Linked DNA regions of Homo sapiens: all the other regions are linked to region 1. Evidence: chromatin contacts called from ENCODE Hi-C or POLR2A ChIA-PET data. All regions are on one chromosome and are shown on one strand. The core of a region is the stretch at or near the end of the contact, and the rest is flanking DNA. Distances in the headings are between cores, read along the strand shown.

The links. Hi-C counts contacts between places; a loop is a spot of excess contacts on that map. ChIA-PET counts read pairs that join two places held with the same protein, here RNA polymerase II (POLR2A). Pooled maps may share reads with other maps.
Region 2: a loop to region 1 is called in a map of endothelial cell of umbilical vein, with 6 times the contacts of the local background. The contact joins the promoter of ZNF770 here to the promoter of MEIS2 in region 1. A Hi-C loop is called at or near these places in 1 of 168 maps with a recorded cell type or tissue (endothelial cell of umbilical vein), 1 of 37 single-sample maps with no recorded cell type and 18 of 50 pooled maps. POLR2A ChIA-PET finds 5 or more read pairs at or near these places in 3 of 52 experiments (AG04449, MCF 10A and PC-9).
Region 3: a loop to region 1 is called in a map with no recorded cell type, with 5 times the contacts of the local background. The contact joins the enhancer-like site here to the promoter of MEIS2 in region 1. A Hi-C loop is called at or near these places in 3 of 37 single-sample maps with no recorded cell type and 5 of 50 pooled maps. POLR2A ChIA-PET finds 5 or more read pairs at or near these places in 1 of 52 experiments (WTC11).

Annotation. Positions count from the first base shown.
Region 1 is chr15:37,097,645-37,102,808 of GRCh38, reverse strand. It overlaps MEIS2 (Meis homeobox 2), which reads left to right and starts at 2,260. Exons shown (of 12, transcript NM_170675.5): 1 at 2,260-3,354; 2 at 4,610-4,842. The coding sequence starts at 3,343. LOC124903465 (a long non-coding RNA gene) reads right to left here and starts at 3,561. Exons shown (of 2, transcript XR_007064581.1): 1 at 3,380-3,561; 2 at 1-3,008. RefSeq lists silencers at 890-1,029, 3,479-3,538, 3,689-3,888 and enhancers at 1,730-2,009, 2,260-2,419.
Region 2 is chr15:34,985,154-34,990,317 of GRCh38, reverse strand. ZNF770 (zinc finger protein 770) reads left to right here and starts at 2,031. Exons shown (of 3, transcript NM_014106.4): 1 at 2,031-2,202; 2 at 2,645-2,761. It overlaps LOC105370764 (a long non-coding RNA gene), which reads right to left and starts at 1,960. Exons shown (of 5, transcript NR_188212.1): 1 at 1,834-1,960; 2 at 508-633. RefSeq lists enhancers at 1,847-1,936, 3,343-3,392, 3,473-3,532, 4,516-5,164.
Region 3 is chr15:35,068,042-35,073,205 of GRCh38, reverse strand. No RefSeq gene overlaps it. Among named protein-coding and RNA genes, the nearest start is that of NANOGP8, 15 kb to the left of the region's middle. Within about 2 kb of position 1,990, at least 2 of the 41 ENCODE cell types and tissues checked have a DNase peak (open chromatin) inside an H3K27ac peak, as active enhancers do.

The sequences.
Region 1 (5,164 bases), core at 1,011-3,510:
CTTTTTCTTTTCTCTTTCATCTTCTTTTCTTTTTTACTCACCTTCTCTTAAATGTCGACGAGCAACTCAGCAACAAATAAGGATACTTTTAATCTTGGAGTTCTTCTAGGAAAAAAAAGAGGACGTGGAGGAAGTACCCTCCCCCCAACCTTCAGATTTCCTACCCGTCGGCTCTAGCAGGCTTGAAGCCCGGCAAAAAAGAGTGGCTGAAAACCTGGGCTACACTCTCCTCCCTGAAGCTCCGTGAGTCTGGCCGTCCCTGCTCGGGCCATTGGGCAGAAACCTCGCGGCCCGCAGCCCCTCTCCCTGGCGTCGCGCTATCCGCGCCTCTGCCAGCCCCTTCGCACTATCTTTCTTTATATGTGAGGGCCGATTTCCCGCAGACATCATTGTTATGATGGCTCATTTAATCAAACTGTTTAATTGCTCTGGTAATCACTATCATCATCACAGGTGCTCAATCATTCATCATTTTTGGAGGGCTTTATTGACCTCCGGAGTTCATTCCTCAGCCCTATTAAAACGAGGCCAAATTTCTCCGACTCCGCTTGGAGTCTCTGCAGGCTGCAATCTTAGCCTAGTTTCTGTTGCTCGAAAGCTTACAGTGAAGCAGGGAACATGGAACGGGGGCCAAAAAAAAGAGCCCTCCCACCCGCCCTCCTCCCCGCTCTCTCTCGCTCTCTCTCTCTCTCTCTCACACACAACACACACACAGAGTACTTTATTCTCTCTAATCAACCTCCCCCATCCCACCCTCCCTCCGCGGGAAAGTCGGTTAGACGCGGCTCGCGGAAGACACTACTCTCCACTTCTCAGAATGGGTTCAAAGTTGGGGAGGGATGCGGCTGTTGGAGAACAACAGTCCGCTTTCCACTCTCTGGGCCAGGGACTGGGAGGGCGAGAGCGAGAAGTTGGGGAGAGGACGCGCTTCCAGCGCCTGTCCGCCCGGCCGCGCCACAAGGGGCCGAGGGGCATGGGGGCTGCTGGGCGGCAAGGCTTGCGCGGGGTGACCGTGGCTCCGCCCCCAACTCCGGGCTCGTAGTGATTGACGCGCGGCCGCCGGGAAACCAGCCGCGCAGAGGTGAAGCCTGGTGCAGCTCGGGCCAGGGAGGACAGGGCACCGGCCACAACTAGTTTCCACCCAAACGGTGTGGGGTAGTTCCCTTCGTTTCCTTTTCCTTTTTGGAAAAGTTCTTTCGGAGCTGGCCCCATCTCCCTGACCCCGCGAAATCGCCCCTGTGTAATTAACACAGCCATTAGCAGGCGTTACCGCGGCCCGCCGCTGCGCCTCGGGCGACCACAACAAAGCTGGGCTGTGAGCGCCGGCCACTCCTCCTCGCCCGGCAACTTCTTTCTCCCCCACTCTCTCCGTCTTTTCCTCCTGTGCTTCCCAGCTCTGAGTGAGATCCACTTTGGAGACGCACACTAGTCGCGCGCGCGCACGGGCGCGCGGGCGCGCGCGCGCACACACACACACACACACACACACACACACACACACACACGCCTTTGGCTACATCGGACCCAGATGACTGCCTCCTCACTTCCTCCCTCCCGATTCCGCCGCGGCCCCCAAAGACTCTCGGGGTGGCCCCTTGTCCGCACCGCTTGGAGGGAGTGTGCTCTGAGTTAAGCTGGTCTCTTCTGGTCCTGGAAAAAAATGAGTATTGACAAGGTTGCTGGATCTGCGCAGAAAAGAAAGTGCCACTTAATAAAAAATTTAGCCCGGCAGTGGTACCGTCTGCAGAGCTTGCTGCCCTTGGACGTTAGCAGGAAGCCTTCGGGGTGCTGTAATCGGCGGGCAGAGGAGAGGGAGGCCGCGGAATTAAAAGGAACAAAAGCTAGAGCGCCATGCCAAACGTCCCCGGCAAGACCCAGTTAGGCAGGAGCCGGGAGTGATGGGAAAATGAACTAGAAGTAAGTTTTTTTTTTTTTTTAAATGAAAAGATCTGAGGCGGTACCGTACTTTCCCTGTGGTTTTCTGCAGTTTTCCTCTCTGCGCTCTCCCTGTCCTCTTCTCTCTCCCCCTCTCCCTCTCTCCCTGTTCGCGCGCGCGCGCGCGCAACACACACGCGCGCACGCACACACATACACACACACTCACACACACAGACACACTCTCCTTTTCCTCCCCCCCGCCGTCCCCCATCCCCGTGGAGGAGCAGGCTTGCTGATTTGCTCGGGTCCGCCCGGCTCGAGCCTCCCCTCCCCCTCCCGCCCCCCCGCCTCCCCCACCCCCCCAGCCGGGGCTGTCCGATCGCACTCGTTGCATATCAGAGGCTCGGCGCGGCGCGCTCCTCCTCGCTCCCGCTCCCCACTCCCGGGATGTGTCTCCGCCGTACGACGGGCTATGGCCACCACGACTTCCGGGTTCCGTCATTTCGTTCTCCCGCCGCCGACCCGCGCCGCCAAACTGAGGCTCTTCAATAAGCCAGGCAGCAGCCAACCTGCCAACACCTACTGACACTCACTCATCTCCCAGAGAGAGAAAGAGAGCGAGAGAGAGCGAGCGCGAGAGAGCGAGCGCGAGTGAGAGCGAGCGAGCGAGCGAGAAAGAGAGAGAGGGAGAGACAAAATACCTACCAGGAAAGGGGGGGAGGAAGTCCAATTTTTGCAAACTATTCATTTTTTTTTCTTGATTTTTCTCACTGCTTTCTTTGAACAATACTTTAAAGAGAGAGGATCGTATTATAGATACCGCGGGGGCAAAGCTAAAAAAGGGGGGAGGGGGGAGGAAAAAATTCAAGAAGCAGAAACCCCTCGCGGAGTTTTACTGGAAGAAAAAAACGGGTCTGAAAGATTCCTCCTCTTCATCATCATCAACCATCATTCATTCACTACCTTGACATTCCGGGCTTTGATTGACAGCTGGAGTGGCAAAAAGCCATGAAACACGACAGTTCGGTTACATGTGGGCTGCTGACGGGCCGCTCGTAACCTTCAGTTCGGGGGCTTGACAATTTTTTTCTTCTTTTTCTTCTTTTTCTTTTCTTTCTTTTTTTTTCCAACTGAGGGGAAGAGAAGAGAAAGAGGGGGAAAGGAGGACCGAAGAGGAGGAGGAGGGGAGGGGGGAGGAGGAGGAGGTGGAGGAGGAGGAGGAAGATCAGGAGGAGGAGGAAGAAGAGGAAAAAAGAGAAAAAGAAGAAATATCACAGAAAAAAAAATTCTTCGTTGTCTAGACTGGGCTTTTTTTCCCCCCTAAAAAATAGCATATTGGAGAATTGGGAGAAGTCTCTTTGGTTTGGAAAAAAAAAAAAGGAATCTTCAGCCTAGATCACTTTCTTATCCGGACTGGGATATTAAATATACGACACATCCAGGAGTTTATTGGAGCGCAGACTGATGGCGCAAAGGGTAGGTTTAAATCTCCAACACTTACCTAGATATAAATCCTCTCCTAAGAGGGGCCTGTCCCGATGCCTCCTCTCCCTTCAACGCTTCTGCTGCTGCTCGCTGCTTGATGATGGCGGCCAGTATTTTAAAAAATAGCAAAATTATTCATCGGCTTCTTTCCCTCCCGTGCCTCTGCGTGTGTGCGAGTGTGTGTGCGTGCGTGTGTGCGTGTCTGGGCGCGCGTGTTCCAGCGCTGTGCGAGCGGGCGGGCGGCGAGTGCGTGTGAGTGGTGTGTGTGTGTGCGTGTGCAATCGTTACACGCTTTCGCCTCGCTCCAGCTTTTACCCCAGCAGCGCGATTCCCCCGGTTCTCCTGCTGCCGCTGCTGCGCCGCTGCCGCCGTGGCTCGCGCGGCTCGGGGCGGGCACGGGCTGCGTAGGAGCCGCCGCCGGGGCCGCCGCTGGGGCCGCGCTGCCGCAGCCGCTGCGCCGCCGCCTAGACTACTAGCCTGGGCTGCTTGTTTTGTCTCTGAAATTGACAAGGACGCAGGGAATCCGCTGCTAAATAATGTTTCTGGTAACTTTCACGTTATTCGCCCCCCCACCCTCCGCTCCCTGCCCCCGGGGAGGCACTGGCCCTAGTCTTTCCTAGTCCTCGGCGTTCTCGTGCTGATTATTAGCGTTTTTCTTCTCTTTATTTTGTTTCATTTCGCCTTTTGATTTATTGGATCCTCAGAGGAGGCGAAGGGGGGTTAGGGGTGGGATCCGGGGCTTCCTCCTCACACTAACTCCACTTCTCCCTCCGTTGGCTCGCTACGGTTCTGTTGCCTCCGGCGGGAGCGGGGCCTCCCGGCGCCCCCTCAAATCCCCGGCCTCGCCGCCTCCTCTTCCTTCTCTAAACGTTGCTCTTGGTTCATGCTTTTTCATTTTTAAATTTAATAACATTTTTTCCTCACAACTTTTAACTCCGTTGTTTTGGCTGGTTTGGTTTCTGTGTGCTCAACTTGTGCTCGGTACTTTTCTCCTTTCTGACTTTGTTTTTATTTTTATTTTCTCTCTCTCTCTCTCTCTCTCTCTCTCTCTCTCTCTCTCTCTCTCCCCCTCTCCTCCTTTTCCTCCTCCTCCTCTCTTCTCTCTTACCTCCCTCCCTCTCTCTCATCTTTATCCCTTCCTCTCTTTTCTGTTCGCCCTCTTCTCCCTGCTCTTTTTCCCTTTCCACCCCCCTCCTCTGTTCTCCCTCACCTCCTGCGCCCCCTCCCCCTTCCCGGGTTCTGACAGTACGATGAGCTGCCCCATTACGGCGGGATGGACGGAGTAGGGGTTCCCGCTTCCATGTACGGAGACCCTCACGCGCCGCGGCCGATCCCCCCGGTTCACCACCTGAACCACGGGCCGCCGCTCCACGCCACACAGCACTACGGCGCGCACGCCCCGCACCCCAATGTCATGCCGGCCAGTATGGGATCCGCTGTCAACGACGCCTTGAAGCGGGACAAGGACGCGATCTATGGGTAAACTGACCCCCCGGACCCAGCTTACTGTGTGTGAGTGTGAGAGTGTGTGTTTGTCTCTGTGGGGGTGGGAAGGTGGACGACTAAGTGGGGAGTTACTTCTGTATGGTGGGGGGCGGGCGCCGCTTGCCTTAGGAAGGGACCGTGGAGGGGGCCTGCTCTTCTGCCCCTGGAGTCAAAGCCCCGAAGAACTAGCCTCTTTCGCTCTCACAGCCCGACCACTCCAGACCCCACAGCCTGGAGTGACTGAGTCCCCAGAATCTTGCCGGGGCCTTCTCCCCGAGGACAGGATTCCTGGCCAAAGGACGCAGGACTGCTCGTT
Region 2 (5,164 bases), core at 782-3,281, 2.1 Mb after region 1:
CTCCTGACCCATGATCTACCCGCCTCGGCCTCCCTAAGTGCTGGGATTACAGGTGTGAGCCACCGCGCCCAGCCTAGGTTAAATAACTTCTAAGGACACAACTAGTAAGCTGCAGCATTAAGATACTAATTCAAACGTATGTCATGCACCCCCTTTATTTTTCATTCTCATACTATCTTTTCTTCACCCTGCCACCTCTGCCCTACCATGTTCTGTCCTGCCCCCACATTTTTTATTTATTCATAGTCTACCCACTACTGCTAGTTCAAATTTCACATATTCAATGAAATCTTCCTTGATTACTCTTATTCATGTTAATTTCTCTTTTTTTTCCAGAAGGCTCCTGAGATAGCTCTCACGGTAAATGGGGGAGGTTATGACATGGGGCATGTGGCCTTGGAGAATAGCCTATTCAAGTCCTAACTGCTTTCACACTCAATATATATTCAGACTCTCCATGCAAAGGCCAATTTGTTTTGCAGGTAATGGATAAAGAACGAATCTCACCCTCCAGTGGTCCCCAATTTCAGGTAGTGTTTTCTCATGATATGGATGTATCTCCTAAGGCTGATGTGGCTGATGATGGATGCAATTGTTTGCATTATTTGGCTGAGTTAAGTTTCCCAGGAGTAGCTGCAGAATGGAGCAGATTTACAAGGGTTATCCGGACAAACAGCATCCCCACTTTGGGACTAGCATTTAGGACACCAGAAGTCTTTCCTTTCCCTTCTCCACCCCTGCTTCTGTTGGAAGCAGACTTCAACCCCTCCCAAATCTGACTCCTTCAGGGTTCCTACATGAGAAGCAAAAGCTCATTTCCTATTCGCCATTTCCTCATGCTAACACATCCAAAACAGAGAATTTTTGTTGGCTCAGCTGCTTTAATTTTTTTGGTAGAGGAAAATATATCAACATTAGAAACCATTGATTTTTGTTGCTGATGGTCCTTAGAAAGTAATGCAAAAAGTTGCTTAGAGTTAAAAAAGTATGCCTGATAATCTGCTTTCATTTCCTCCTTTCTCAAGGTGATACAATTACAATCAGAACCTGCAAAAAATCCACAGTAAATTCTTCTCTAATGCCTTTTGCACTTAAAATCTTTAGTAGATACCTTAGCATCTTATTCAGTAATAACATGCCAACTTAGTCTGTAACTAAATATTTGGTCTTCAATTGTGACTACATAAAATGCTGAAATATCTATAACTTGGGAAGCAGCAGTTATAAATGCAGGTCTGGTATTAGACAACCTGTGTTCAAATCGCACCTCTATCGTTTATTAACTGTGTGACATTAAGTTCCTTAACGTCTCTGATAGCCTCATTTTCCTCATCTTAAAATGGGATCCTATCATTTCATAAAGTTGTATTCTATATGAGTAATTAATAATGATAATAGTTCTTTGAAGGCCTACTACACTAGGAATTATGTTGAGCACTTCACACTCATTTTATCTAATTGTGAGAACAGGGCTTCGTACACTGTAGACAACCAAAACATACTGAATGATTGAGGCGGGGCTAATGAGGTCCGCAGCTGGCACGCCATTAGAGGAGTCGCGAGTGGAGCTCAGTCATGTCTGCCCACAAAGCGCCTGCGCTTGACCTCTACGTTATATTTACTTTGGCAATGTACAAAGTGGTGAGGACAGTCCTAGCCCGGAGGGCCCCTAACACATTGTCGTCTTCTTATCCTCGGCCCTCTGCGTTAGAGAGGGCTGCCCCGAATCGGCTTTGAACGCTGACTCGCCCTTTTCCAGTCGGCCCTTGAGCCCACTAGTCAGGGCTACAGCGTTTTCCTAACCGAGGTTCAGAGGTGAGATGGAAAATGTACCCGTCTTTATTCTGTTCTCTCCCCTGCAATGACAGGGTGAATGGCGGTGGGGTTGGGGGCACGTCTCCAGAGTCCCAGTCCGCTCGGGACCCGCGGACCGCCCGGAGGCGACAACGGCCCTGAAATTGGGGGGAGCTTGTTTCCAGCCGGACTGTGTCCCTGGGCGCGCCAGAGCGCCGCGCCTGCGCGCTCAGCCCGTTGCCGCGCCGGCCCTGCGGACGTGCGCGCGCTGCCTTCGCGGCACCTGGGCCTGAGGTGCGTGCCTCCCGGGCCCTCGCCAGCTCCAGATGCGTGAGGAGGACTTCAGAAACCCGACTGAGAAGTGGAGCGACCCCCAGGGAGGGTCGGACCTGCCTCAATACCGCCAAGGTGCCTGGGGACCCAAGAACGGGGGCTCCACAACCTCAGTTCCTGAGCTCCTTTTGCTTTCTCACTTCCCCACCTATTGAGTGCGTCTCACGCGGAGCAGAAATTTGAGAGGAAGGCGTAGAGGGATTTTTTTTTGTTGTTGCTGTGGGTTGTATCACATGTGGCGTTTTCATCCTGGCTGCAGCCAAAGCAGTTTTTACCCTTACCCTTCCTTTCCTGGCGTGGGATTTTGTGGTTTCTGGACTCGGCTCGACCATTACGTGCTTATTATTGGTTGTGGGCCTTTAGAACGAGGACTGTGTGTCAGTGTCCTTTGTCCAGTGTAGTCCACTGGGAGGGAGAGGTGAGGGTTCAAGGCCAAGAGAATGGGCCCGGGGCGAGTGGGGCAGAAGCAGCCGCCGGAGATTATTCCCCAACTGAAAGTTGTGTGTGTTTCTCTTAGGTCTTTCATTTCTTGTTCGCTTACTTTCGTGAAATCCTCACATCGTTTTAATGGTACTAGTCAAGACAAGAAAATCAACAGGCTTTCAGCCTTGAGGCAACATTGGATATTATTGAGGTCAGTTTTTACAGTTTTTACAGTCTTCACGTAGAGTATCTTGTTCTTGTCAGGATAAATTCTGGATTGAACCACTGAGCAGATCTACTATTCTTTTATTTCAGTTTAAGATAAGAAAAATTACAGTCTTTTTTATTTTTATGTTATCAACAAAAATCGGTTGAAATGGGATTTGGAGCTCCATGAGTGCGTGAGGTGAGGATCCCTAACCTGACTCTCATAAACAGGAGATAGGATCACCACTTGCCACTAATGGTTCTAACAATCTAGGGCTCCCAGTAAGTGCTTTTCCACGTGGTGGGAGGCAAGTGACAACAGTTATCCAATCTTAGTGCTAACAATGGATGATTAACCGTAGCTCCTTTTTGGTACAGGAGCTGTAGGTAGCCAATCCCTGTTTTAATCAGAGGTAGTTGTGGTGTGTGATTTTTTTCTTTTAGGCGTGTTCCACGAAAGCATTTATTAAAGGGAAGAAGAAACATACAAAAGGAATTGAATCTGGCTTTATACCAAAATCCTGTGTGATCATTCAGTCCTGACATTGGACAATTACCAGGCTTTGCCTGACTGGCCTCAAGGGCCAAGCTGTCCTCCCACACCATACTCGATATGGGCCGGTGCATTGCAGTTTTCTGGAGGGGGTTGCAGTCAAGGACTTGCCCTGCCCCTCCTGCTAGATATGCAAATCCCATAACTTCTTTCCTAGCCTGGGTACCTCCATTTGGAGGCCCTCCTAGGAAGGACCGTGGCTAAGACACTTTTCTCCATTTTTGACCCAGCTTCTTTCACTCCTAGACCTTCCCCTCCCTTTCCTATTCTGAAGTTCCATAAGAGGCAGGAGATTTTTGTTAGGGGCTCCTTTCAGTGAGAGGATTACCTCATATGCACTGCATCAACTGACCCTCACCCAGTGTCCTTGTATTTAGTAGACCACTGGGGAGCCAGTGCCTCTTTTTACCACTTGCTTGCACTGTCACAGTAAGTGAATAAAGGCTTGATTACTTTTGGTTTGACTCATTGTCCTGATTGACTACCTTGGCACCTAATTGCTGCCAAGTTCTTTGCAGTTCACTGGATTCATGACTTAATTTTAATTATCATGACTGTTGCTCTGTATCGGCATGTTTAGAGACTTTGGAGCTTGTTCACCTCTAATTTCTCTAATTCAAGCTACTGAAAATGCATATTCATAGCACCAAGAGTTGATTGTTGGTTAACATTGATATCTGGGTTATATGATATATTTTACTACTATACTGGCTTACAGTCAGATTGTTTTATTTTGCGTGGATTTATGTGGCATTTTCCATTTGGCCTGTAATTAGATGATTTTTATTTAAAATAAATATTTTGGAATAATATGGGTCAAGTGAAGAAAACCAGACACTTGCTTTCTTTAGTAATCTTGTCTCATACTATGGGCCCCTATCTTTCTCACCTTAATAGATCACTTGGCCACTTTGAATAAAGTGGTCGATTTGTTGTAGGTTCCTTTGTCTAGTATGAAGAGGCATGTTAAGAACAGCTTTCATAAACTTTTTTACTTCTTCCTACAGAAGTTTCACAAAACAATATTTATCCTTGCTATATAGTATGCAGTCTGATACTTTCTACTATTATTTATCCCCTATTTTTATTTATGTATTTATTTTTAAATTTTTTTTGAGAGTCTTGCTCTGTCTCCCAGGCTGGAGTGTGGTGGTGCAATCTTGGCGGCTCACTGCAACCTCCGTCTCCTGGGTTCAAGCAATTCTCCTGACTCAGCCTCCCAAGTAGCTGAAATTACAGGCATGTACCACCACACTCAGCTAATTTTTGTATTTTTAGTAGAGACAGGGTTTCACCATGTTGGCCAGGCTAGCCTCGAACTCCTGACCTCAGGTGATCCCCTGCCTCGGCCTCACAAAGTGCTGGGATTACAGGCATGAGCCACTATGCCAGCCTCCGCTCTTATTTTAAATAACAAAGTGCTGATCATGATCTGCTAAGTTGAATTCACAATCCATTAATGAGTAATATCCTGCAGTTTGAAAAACACTGTGATAAAGTAACTAAAGATATTTGTTCAGTAATTTTTTTTTTCTGTTTCTGATTCACATTGCTAAAGAACCACAGTGGGTATGTTTGTGATTTGGGGTTGAAGGTATCTTCTAGGAGAAAATAGTAACACCGTGTTTGTTGGATGTTTGCCAGATCAGCTGACAAAAGAACTCCAGACTTAGAACTCTCTGATCTAGAAGATACATTATATTGAAAGAGCTAGCACAGCTTTTAATTTTTTTTTGAAAAAATCTCTGACTCCTTTATTTAAGGGCAGTGCCATAGTAAAGTAATAATGAAAAGAAAATTGGCTTCTCTGATAGAAGATAGAGTATAAGATAGTTATGAAAGTGCTTGCTAAAC
Region 3 (5,164 bases), core at 741-3,240, 2.0 Mb after region 1:
CCCCGTCTCTACTAAAAGTACAAAAATTAGTCTGGTGTGGTGGCACATGCCTGTAATCCCAGCTACTTGGGAGGCTGAGCTAGGAGAATGCTTGAACCCAGGAGGCAGAGATTGCAGTGAGCTAAGATCATGCCATTGAACTCCAGCCTGGGCAACAAGAGCGAAACTCCGTGTCAAAAAAAAGAAGAGAGAGAAAAACAGACACTGGGGACTACTAGAAGCAGGAGAGAGGAAGGAGGACAGGGGCTGAAACACTACCTATTGGGTACTATGCTCAGTACCCAATAGGCAGTGGAAGTAATAAGAGTAGAAGTTAAAGATCCTGGGTGATGGGGTCTTTCATACCTCAAACCTCAGTGTCATGTAATAAACTCATGTAACAAACCTGCACACATACCCCTTAAATCTAAAATAAAAGTTGATATTATATTTTTAAAAAGTTTTTAATCTACACATGGGATAAAATTTTATGATATTTCTCACACATACTCCCACACTTACAGTACATGTAAACACTAATGAAAATATGCAACTAAAATCTAACCCAGCAATTGCACTCCTGGACATTTATGCCAGAGAAAAGAAAACACAGTCACACAAAAACATGAATGCTCCTAGTGGCTGTATTTGTAACAGCAAAAAAAGTAATCAGCATCAATGTCCTTCAACAGGTGAATGGTTAAATAAACTGTGGCGCATACATACCATGAAATACTACTCTGTAATCAAAAGGAGGAAACAATTGATACACACAAGTTGGATGTATGTCCAGGGAATTTTGCTGGGTGAAAAAGAAAGCCCATTCCAAAAGATTACAGGCTATAGATTCCATTTACATAAAATGACAAACTTACAGAGATACACAGCAGATTAGTGGTTGCCACGGGTCGTATTGGGATGGGGGATCCGGAGGAAAGTAGGTGTGGTTATAAAAGGGCAAGAACTGTTCAATATCTTGATCGTATTGGTTGATACACGAATCTACATGGGTGATAAAATTGTGTAGAGCTTAATACAAACACAAACGAATAAAAGTAAAATTGTTGAAATACAAATAATGTCAGTGGATTGTATTGATGTCAATATCTTAGTTGCAATATACCATAGTTTAGCAAAATGGTAGCATTGGAGGATACTGGGCAAAGTGTACAAGGGACCTTTTTGTATTGTTTCTTACAACTGCATATCAAAATTATCTCAATAAAAATTGTAATAAAGGCCGGGCGCGGTGGCTCACACGCCTGTAATCCCAGCACTTTGGGAGGCCGAGGCGGGCGGATCACGAGGTCAGGTGATCAGGACCATCCTGGCTAACACCGTGAAACTCCGTCTCTACTAAAAAAAAACGTACAAAAAATTAGCTGGTCGTGGTGGCGGGCGCCTGTATCCCAGCTACTCGGGAGGCTGAGGCAGGAGAATGGCGTGAACCCAGGAGGTGGAGCTTGCAATGAGCCGAGATCGCGCCACTGCACTCCAGCCTAGACGACAGAGCAAGACTATGTCTCAAAAAAAAAAAATTGTAATAAAAAGAGAAAAAAAAATCCATGTCACTCTTTGTGAGCCCAAAGTGGTCTAAAAACTGCTCAGCATGCTAACATGTAAATTCTACTTATTTAAAGTAGAATTGTGACGGTATATACTAAGCCTATGTTATAGTTCTAGTAAAAAATAACAAAATCGGCAGTTTTTCAACTCAGTGTCTTTGACTTGGTTAAACAAATGTGTAATTATTGTCAAAATTTTCCTCAGGGAAATGAATATATCATTTTTGCACTTCTTGTATGGTTTACCAAAAAGTTGAGTAACTGCAGATTGCATAATTGAAGGAAGTTTTGAAAATGAAAGCTGTAGGTAGGTGAAGTGGCTCACGCCTGTAATCCCCGCACTTTGGGAGGCCGAGGCCGGCGGATGACCTGAGGTCAGGAGTTTGAGACCAGTCTGGCCAACAAGGCGAAACCCTGTAAATTAGCCAGGCATGGTGCCGTGCGCCTGTAATCCCAGCTACCCGGGAGGCTGAGGCCTGAGACTCGCTTGAACCCAGGGGGCGGAGCTTGGAGTAAGCCGAGATCGCACCCCTGCACTCCAGCCTGGGCAACAGAGCGACACTCCGTCTCAAAAAAAAAAAAAAAAAGAAATATAGAAATAATGTCTCCCTCCAGAGCAAAGGGCAGTCTGCTTACTGCCCATTATAAAAGATTCAGGTTTTTTAAGCTTAGAGTTCTTCTCCTAGAGCACAATCCACCATTTGCTGGCACCCCTTGAAACTTCAGGCCAGGGGAGCTGTACAAATGTACTCATGCTCATGCTGCTGGCTGAGCCATGAGTAATAATGTCCTTTGCCTCTGACCCAGAAGTCTACTGTCTTCTGCCAGCATCCAGAAGCTTGGAAATAGAGCAAAATCTCAGATCTATTACAGGTCTTCAAACCTTATACGATTTAAAGATTAAATGAGTTTGTTTGTTTGTTTGTTTGTTTATTGAGATGGAGTCTCACTCTGTCGCCCAGGCTGGAGTGCAGTGGCGTGATCTGGGCTCACTGCAACCTCCGCCTCCCAGGTTCAAGCGATTCTCCTGTCTCACCCTCCAGGATAACTGAGATTACAGGCACCCACCACCACACCCAGCTAAGTTTTTTTATTTTAGTAGAGACGGGGTTTCACCGTGTTGCCCAGGCTGGTCATGAACTCCTGAGCTCAGGCAATCCACCCGCCTCAGCCTCCCAAAGTGCTAGGATTACAGGTGTGAGCCACCAAGCCCGGCCACGAGTTTCTTCATTTAAAATGCTTAGCACAGCCAGGCGCAGTGGCTCATGCCTGTAATCCCAATACTTTGGGAGGCCAAGGCAGGTGGATCACGAAGTCAGGAGGTGGAGACCATCCTGGCCAACATGGTGAAACCCCATCTCTACTAAAAATACAAAATTAGCCAGGCGTGGTGGTGCATGCCTGTAGTCCCAGCTACACAGGAGGCTGAGGCCAGAGAATTGCTTGAACCTGGGAGGCAGAGGCTGCAGTGAGCTGAGATCACACTACTGCACTCCAGCTTGGGCAACAGGCAGGACTCTGTCTCAAAAAAAAAAAAAAAAAAAAAGTGCTTAGCACAATTCTTGGTACTTGGTAAACATTCAATAAATGCTCGCTCTACTTACATTATAACCATCAAAATACAGGTATGCCACTGGGAGAGCCACGTAAATAAATGTGTGTGTGTATGCTTGAAATCCCCCGAGCAGGAATTTAGTCCTGTGGGTTAAGGCTTTATATTTCAAAGTGTATGCTTTTATATATTCCAGGTACAAGGGCCCATAGGGAGATTACTTTCATAGCTGTTCTTTGCTATGGACACCTCATAATCTATCCACATCCCCTGGTAATCAATGTTCATTTCTCATAGCAGAGCCTGGCAAGGGAAATCTTAGGAGGTGTTCATTTTACGTGATTGGAAGAGAGATTTTGAACATGAGTTGTTGTCTAGGTAAACAAATTTGAGTAGGACCCAAGAATCTCATCATGAGAACATGGTATGTATTTGTCTTGCTCACAACTTTATTCCCAACATCTAGCACAAGGTCTAGCACACAGCAGAAGCTTAGAAAATATTTGTTGAGTGAGTGAATTTCTATGACAGAAAGAAATTCAGGGGAGTCTTTCTTTTCCTTGGCCATCCAGAAATAGATGTCTGAGTTATTGAAGTGCCCCGTCCTCAAATTATCCCTGCCAAACTTGGCAACCATTTCACCTACTGAAAAGAAACTCCATCAAAAATCTAAGATAAAAAGAAATGATAAAATAACAAAACAAACTTTTGACCCACTTTGTTGTGCATTGGAAGGCACGCTTTGGCAGACAAAAAGGCTCAATGCTGTGTAATTGTCGTCAGTGTTTCACTTAATATTTTAATGAGCTGAGCAACTGACATTTTGACTGAACACATGCCTTTGGTGGCTCTTGTTGCTAAGCAAAAGAGTGTATAAAAAGCTTGTTGTCCTTTTTTTTAAAAAAAAAATAATTTCTTAAAACGCAAATACATCCCAACTGCCACTTGGATTTCTACAGAGACAATTCCTGTCATCCTTCCTCCTTCCTGCCCAAGCCAGCTCTTCTCATCATTTCCTCTGCTCCCGCAGAGTTGCTGAGTTGGGTTCCACGCTCCTCTGCTAGTTCCTGGATTCACAGCAGATCCTTCTGAGCCAGGACATGTCTGCCAGGACAGGCAGTGCCATTTTTAGCTATTTCTCTCCTCTCTTCTCCTCAACCTTCCACAGAACAACATTTGTACATTTATTTTAATATTCCTTCTTCTTTCAATTCAGCTGGCTGTCTTAACGTTTTCTCTACATCTGACACTTCTACCCATTTGCTCCATGATTTTCCCTTTTTTCTCCTCTCTTTTTTCTCCTTTCATTTTCCTCTCTCTGGTAGGGGTGGTTGGTTGGAATTCCCACGATGATCAAAAGGCGATTTTTGAGAAACAGGGGAAATGGGTGATGTGCAAAATCGGGAGGGAATCACAGCAAATGGAATACTCTTTAAGCAATTAGATATTTGTATTCTTTCTTTGCCAGCCCTTGAAAATAAGCATTGTAATTATCCCGTCATACAGATGGAATAACTAAGAACTAAGAGGTTAAACAACCATCCAGCTGGGCACTGTGGCTCACGCCTATAATCCCAGCACTTTGGGAGGCCGAGGTGGGCGGATGATGAGGTCAGGAGATTGAGACCATCCTGGCCAACATTGTGAAACCCCGTCTCTACTAAAAATACAAAAATTAGCTGGGCACGGTGGCACACGCCTGTAGTCCCAGCTACTAGGGAGGCTGAGGCAGGAGAATCACTTGAACCCGGGAGGCAGAGGTTGCAGTGAGCCGAGATCACGCCACTGCACTGCAGGCTGGGCGACAGAGCTAGACTCCATCTCAAAAAAAAAAAAACAAACCGTTCAAGGTCTGACAGAGAGTAAATGGCAGGACCAAGATTTAGACTCAGGCAGTGTGACTCCAGATCCCACTCTTACCACTGTCTTCCACTATCTTGTGTGAGCTGAGATGTGAATAGGGATGAATATAAGTGACAGTAAACACATAGAGGAGAGGGCAAGTTTGGGGAACCGTAACATCCACAGAGAAGTAACCAGGAAACAAAAATCTAGCAAACTTAAGAGG